2 separate regions of the Homo sapiens genome follow, and region 1 is linked to region 2. A link is a contact called in ENCODE Hi-C or POLR2A ChIA-PET data. All regions are on one chromosome and are shown on one strand. Each heading gives the region's core, a stretch centred on a gene start or an enhancer-like site at or near the end of the contact. The rest is flanking DNA. Distances are from core to core; before and after follow the strand shown.

The links. A loop is a pair of places that touch in the nucleus more often than their neighbours do. ChIA-PET counts read pairs that join two places held with the same protein, here RNA polymerase II (POLR2A). Pooled maps may share reads with other maps.
Region 1: a loop to region 2 is called in a map with no recorded cell type, with 7 times the contacts of the local background. The contact joins two enhancer-like sites. A Hi-C loop is called at or near these places in 13 of 37 single-sample maps with no recorded cell type and 4 of 50 pooled maps. POLR2A ChIA-PET finds 5 or more read pairs at or near these places in 3 of 52 experiments (HEK293T, activated T-cell and naive thymus-derived CD8-positive, alpha-beta T cell).

The regions. Positions count from the first base shown.
Region 1 is chr6:38,356,676-38,359,844 of GRCh38, forward strand. All of the region lies in intron 6 of BTBD9 (BTB domain containing 9), which reads right to left. Among named protein-coding and RNA genes, the nearest start is that of BTBD9-AS1, 120 kb to the right of the region's middle. Within about 2 kb of position 1,521, at least 2 of the 41 ENCODE cell types and tissues checked have a DNase peak (open chromatin) inside an H3K27ac peak, as active enhancers do.
Region 2 is chr6:38,306,368-38,309,412 of GRCh38, forward strand. All of the region lies in intron 7 of BTBD9 (BTB domain containing 9), which reads right to left. Among named protein-coding and RNA genes, the nearest start is that of BTBD9-AS1, 170 kb to the right of the region's middle. Within about 2 kb of position 1,509, at least 2 of the 41 ENCODE cell types and tissues checked have a DNase peak (open chromatin) inside an H3K27ac peak, as active enhancers do.

The DNA.
Region 1 (3,169 bases), core at 271-2,770, 50 kb after region 2:
GGGAAACTAGAAATGCAATAAAGATTCTAAGAATATAGTGAGGCTCATAGACTTTTAGCTTCATGTTAGGATTACCTAAATGGGTTCACTGTTAGGAAAACCCTACTTTTAGATTCTTTAGCTCTTCCCTCTCAAGATGATCAGATTATCCTAGGAAGATGTTTCTAACCCTTGCATGGAAGACATGGGCCTGACTACCAGAGTTCTAGAAGCTAAGTGGTGAAACAGGATAGAAGAATGTGTTTGTGGATGGGGGTGCTGGGGAGGGTGGTTATGTGTGTTGGAGGTGTTACTGAGTTACTGAGAGGTAGGGTCTCAACAAATGACCACTGAATCCTCCTATGGTATGACCTTTCTCAATTGTGCACGTTGTCTCTCCTGTTTTAGAGACACTCTGTTTTATCCACCTCAGAGAATAAATTTCCAATTTTCCATCAGGATGAGGGAGAAACGGTCAGAGTTCTAGAAATAGGGGAGAGGATCTAGAGCTCTTGATTGTTTCATAAACATGTAGTTAACCAATCTTCCTCACAGTAGCCCTTCCCTACCCACTTCATTCATCACAGTTTCAGAGGTACCTGGTGCCTTTAATTCCTAAGCCTTTGAGAATTCAGTAGCTTAGGATTCAGTGTTTTGGGGGCCTGTTAAGTCATTTACCACTTGTTCATCTGCTTTACATCTTTCTCTTCCACATCTTTGCCTCCTCTTCCCATTTTCTTTATCCTTGTGGGTTTACACCTAAAAGAAAATCTCTTTACTGTTATTTTAGTGGAGTTTTGTTCAGAAGGGAGTGAGAATTGATGTGTTCTGAAGGGAGTAAGAATCTGCCATCATAACCTGAAACCTTAACTATTTTTCACAAGAACAAAATGGATTATTCAGGCTCTCTGCTCCACTCTCCCCATCCCTTTGGTTATTCCTGTAAAAATAAAAATTTGAGCAGAGGTCTTTGCTGGACTTACTGAGTCTGAGATCTTGGCCTTTCCAGGCTGCTATCACTTGGGTACAACCACTGAGACTGTCTGGTACTAGGACAACAATACAGGAGACGATAACCATTTCTCTTCATTTCCTTTCCCATCTTCAGCCTGAGGGCTACAACTCTTTATTCCTTCTTGTCTTAAAATAAAATTTCACCTTGTTGCTGCTCCTCCATCCCCCTCCTTATCCCATTCCTTCTACCAGGTCTTCAAATGGCTATCTTAGATTACTTAGCTATTTTATCTTCTGAACTTGTTTTTTCACTAATTAAATTCCAAACAAGGATATGTCCAGACATTCCCATAAATTATCACCATTCTGCAGAAAGATTCAAATCATTGAGTAATTTTGTTAGCCGGTCTCTCTCTTTCTCTCTCTCTCTCTAAAAGAAAGAGGGGGTGTGTTAATTCCTACTGAGTAAAAATAAAATAACTCAGCTCATCCTCACACTGAAACAGCTGCACAGACAGCACTGGCTGCTCTGTTTATCTTGATAACTGTGGAAAAACACCATCTCCTCCCCTTCCCGCTCTCTCCAGAACAATCACTATATTCCACATGCAGATGGGGTGATTTAGATCCTCTCAAGCAGAGACAGGCTTGTCTGGTGTTCTTCCTGCACATCCACACTGCACCCTTCCTTTGCTTCTGTTGGCACAACCCAGTTGCTTCAGATAACAGCTGCTTCAGGAAGACCTGATAGATTCAGCTGTGGATCCCCTGTAGGCTTCCTGATGCCCCAGCTTAGCCAGCTGCATCTAAGCAGAGCTACGGGAATAGAGTGCCAAAGTAGGAGAAAGTACATACTGTACATCCTCTTTAATCCATGGAGTTACTGCCGCAGCAGCAAAACGGGAGGGGAAGGAAAAACAAATAAATACCTCATAGGTATGGGGAGCAGGGTGGCCAAGGATTCTAACTCAGAGGAGTAGTGAGCAAAATGCAGGTGAGTAGGAAGAGAGCTTTCAACAAGGGTCCATTCCATTTTACTGCTTACTCCAGGGAGGCCAAAGAAATCCTCTGTTTTTTGTTTGTTTGTTTGCTTTCCTGAGTCATTCAATGACTCAGACAGGATTTAAAGACAATAATAAATGATTTCAATGGATTGTGACCTTTTTTTTTTTTTGAGACGGAGTCTCGCTCTGTCGCCCAGGCCGGACTGCGGACTGCAGTGGCGCAATCTCGGCTCACTGCAAGCTCCGCTTCCCGGGTTCACGCCATTCTCCTGCCTCAGCCTCCCGAGTAGCTGGGACTACAGGCGCCCGCCACCGCGCCCGGCTAATTTTTTGTATTTTTAGTAGAGACGGGGTTTCACCTTGTTAGCCAGGATGGTCTCGATCTCCTGACCTCATGATCCACCCGCCTCGGCCTCCCAAAGTGCTGGGATTACAGGCGTGAGCCACCGCGCCCGGCCGGATTGTGACCTTTTTGTTAAGCTAAGGAAAGTTAAGTTAAACATGCAGGATGGCCAACTATCCAGGTTTGCCTGGAACTGTCCTGGTTTTAGCACTAAACATCTCCTATCCTAGGAAACCACTCAGTCTCAGGCAAACCAGGATAGTTGCTCCTCCTACGCCACCAACAGCCATTTCCCATTCCAGGGTCTATGTGAAACTGGGCAACATTCAAATTCTACACAGCACCTTCCTTTTCTTCCAGGGCCGCTCCTGCCACACAAACTCTCCTCAACCCTAACACTCTTCAGTCTAACAGACGAGAGCATGAAAAGGCCATTCTGTGCTTGACTCTCAGCAGAAAGGCAACTGTGTCATTCTGAGTTCTCCCAGCTTGTCTTCTGGAGTCCCTGTCAGAAGCACAAGCCATCTAGCCCAATAGAACTGAATCAAAATGATGATGGCAGAAATGTCTTACTGCCTAGAGAAACAGTGCATCCCTCAATAACTTTAAAATGCTGAACTCTGAAAAGGAAGCCAAAGAAAACTCAGTTACACAGGGGCTGATAATTCAGTATGTGCATTACTCAGGCTCTCCCTTCCCTCTGGCCCGTCATTAGGCCATTTCACTGCTCATTAGCAGGGAAAAGGAGGAAGGAAAGGTGGGGGAAAGTTGAACCAGCCAATTTTTCTATTTATGAGCAGGTTTCCTAGGAAAGGTGTTCAAACTATCGGCTCAAGAGGTTCTTTGGTGGGGATAGAAGGTTAAGCTTTGGGGGTTGTGGCACGACTTG
Region 2 (3,045 bases), core at 259-2,758:
TTACAACAGCCTGTGCTAGGAGCAAAAGGCAAAGGTGAACCGCCTGGACAGAAATTACTTTTCCCCCTCTGTGCACATAGCAATTCTGCTCAGACAAATTTAATCTGCTGCTTCTGAATGCAAAAGTTGCATGTTAACAAAGTGTATACATTCTGCAAAGTGTATGAATATTGGAATGACTCAGACTGCAGGGAACTGCAGAAAAAGTGATCTGAAAACAATTTTACTGCTCTCTGTTCTTACAAAGCACCAGGGGTGGCCAACGACTTGCCTCTAAATTTAATTCAGGAGTAATAAATTTTTTAAAAGGCAGTATTACTTCAGTAGGACATGACCTGAGGGCCACCTGTACCAGCTATATTTAAAGATAAGACTGACATGTTATTTAACTGTCTCCAGAGATCACTTTTGAGAGGTGGAGGAAAAAGACCCACTTGAAGCAGATTTTGTAAAAGGAAATAACACTTAGCAGTTACAGAGGACTGTCATCTTCAAACACTGTGCTCTGCTGGGCTTTATTCAATGTTTCCCTGGCTGTTTTCATTACAAAATTGTTTTCTAACAGCACAGTGGTTCATGCAGCAAGCAAATGGTTAATAATCTCTGAGTAGATCATTCTCTATTGCCAAGATTTTCATAGAGATACAAAGATTTCCTGTTTAAGAAGATAACTATTAGCTTAAGGTCCTACCTAGAGGTCTTCCCACAGACCTATCACTTCTTTTTTTAAAGGAGGAAACACACCAGTGGCCTAGCCCCAGGCCTACACAGGAATTTGTTGCTGATCAGGCAAGCTTCTAACCCAACTGTAATCCAACCTTCTGTCAAATTATTCAAGAGGAAAAAATATCCACAGCTGTTCTGTCTTAACAGCTGTAAAAGAACAATAGCTAATTAGAGAACAAGCCCATCTTTCTTGGAAACTATCAAAAAGCTGTAAAAATGTATTCTACAACACAGGCACTTAGTTATATTAATGCCTAGTTTTATCTATCAGGTTAAGAAAATCACTTTTCAATCATATATTACATCACCAAAGAAAAACCATGGGTTATATATAGCATACAATTTTTAAGCTTTTCCTTTCCCAAAGTTTCCCCCACCTGCTTCTGTGAGAAGGCTGCTTCTGAACACACTTCCAGAGAATTCAGTCCTGACCACCTCTCCATACCTGTGGGTGAAGCCCATGGGTGGAAAACAGGCTATGCCTTTTGAAAACTGGAGCCCCTTTCCCCTAATCGATTTTTCCTTCTTTCTTTGCTATTTTGTCTGTTTAATTAGCATTAATCCAGTATTCTGATCTTTCCTGTTCTAGCTCCAATTTTTACATTAGCAAGGTTGCCCAAATCACATCTTATCTTAAGATTATAAGGGCTCCAAAAATCATGCTGAGTCCATTTTAGCCAGTGATAAGAAGAGGTTAAAACTTCCCTAAACTTCAGATGTGTTCCCCTCCACCTTTTGCCCCTCAAACACATGCAAATTTTATGAAGCTATAGCTCTAAACACTTCAGAGGAAGTGGCCTGCTTTCTAGAAGATAAGAAATCAGAGATGGTTATCCCCAGGGACAGAAGTGAGGTGATGTGGCAACAGTAGATCTCAAACATACAAGTTCACCAGGATCAGTGAATTTTCTCTCTCTCCTCACACTGGGGCCTTTGAATGAAAGCACTTTCCAAAAATAACTGTATGGTTTACTCTCTTATGTGCAGTTTGACAATCCTGTAGTTTAAATGCTAGAGGTTTTAGCTGAGAAAATCAATTCAAAGGCCTTAAAGAATCAAGCATCAGATGTTAGCAGTAATAACCACTGCAGTATATCAAAGAGGGATTCACTCTGAAGGTGAGGCCTTGAAATTGAGGACAGAGGCATTTCCAGGTATAAAGAAAAAAGATAAACCAACCATCCAATTCTGTGTTTGAACTAACAGGCAATATCTCTATTTTTTTCTTTCCTCCGGACATAACTTGTCAGGGAAGAGACTTTACATCTGCACTGTAAACATAACGTGATTTATACAAACACAGGAGAAGGAATAACCAACATACAAATAGTCACTTAAACTGGTTTTGCAAGTTTTCAAAATGATTTCTCAAAAAATTAAGAAGTTTTAATATAAAGGGCATCTTTTTCTGTGAGTAGTATCATAAGTTTCACATGAATTTATTTTTCCTTCTTCCCTAAAAGATGTTCAAATTGTTGCAGGATTGCTACTTAAAATCAACAGAGTTTTGTTTTGTTTCTGTTTTTTTGAAGCAGGGTCTCACTCTGTTGCCCAGGCGGGAGTGCAGTGGCATGATCACGGCTCACTGCAGCCTCGACCTCTCACAGGATGAGGTGATCCTCCCACCTCAGCCTCTGGAGTAGCTGGGACTACAGGTATGTGCCACCAAGCCTGGCTTATTTATTTATTTATTTATTTTTTGTATTTTTTGTAGAGATGGGATTTTGCTATATTGCCCAGGCTGGTCTCAAACTCCTGAGCTCAAGCATTTCTCTTGCCTCAGCCCCCCAAAGTGCTGGGATTACAGGCCTGAGCCACTGCGCCTGGGCCAACAGAGTTATTTTTGTACCACACTACGAGTTTAAAGGGTCGTCAGGTCACAACAGGTTTGTGACTCAAGTCAGAGATGTCACCACAGCTTGGGGAATATTTCTCATTCACATTGAACAGAGAACAAAAGACATGCAAAAGGTTGTTTAAAAAGCCCACAAAAAGGCCAGGTGCAGTGGCTCATGCCTGTAATCCCAGCACTTTGGGAGGCTGAAGCAGGTGGATCACCTGAGGTCAGGAGTTCGAGACCAGCCTGGCCAACATGGTGAAACCCTGTCTCTACTAAAAATACAAAAATTAGCTGGGCGTGGTGGTGGGCGCCTATAATCCCAGCTACTTGGAAGGCTGAGGCAGGAGAATTGCTTAACCCAGGAGGCAGAGGTTGCAGTGAGCCGAGATCATACCATTGCACTCTGGCCTTGGTGACGGAGTGAGATTCCATCTCCCAAATAAACAAACAAACAAACAAACAAAAAAACCACGAAAAAG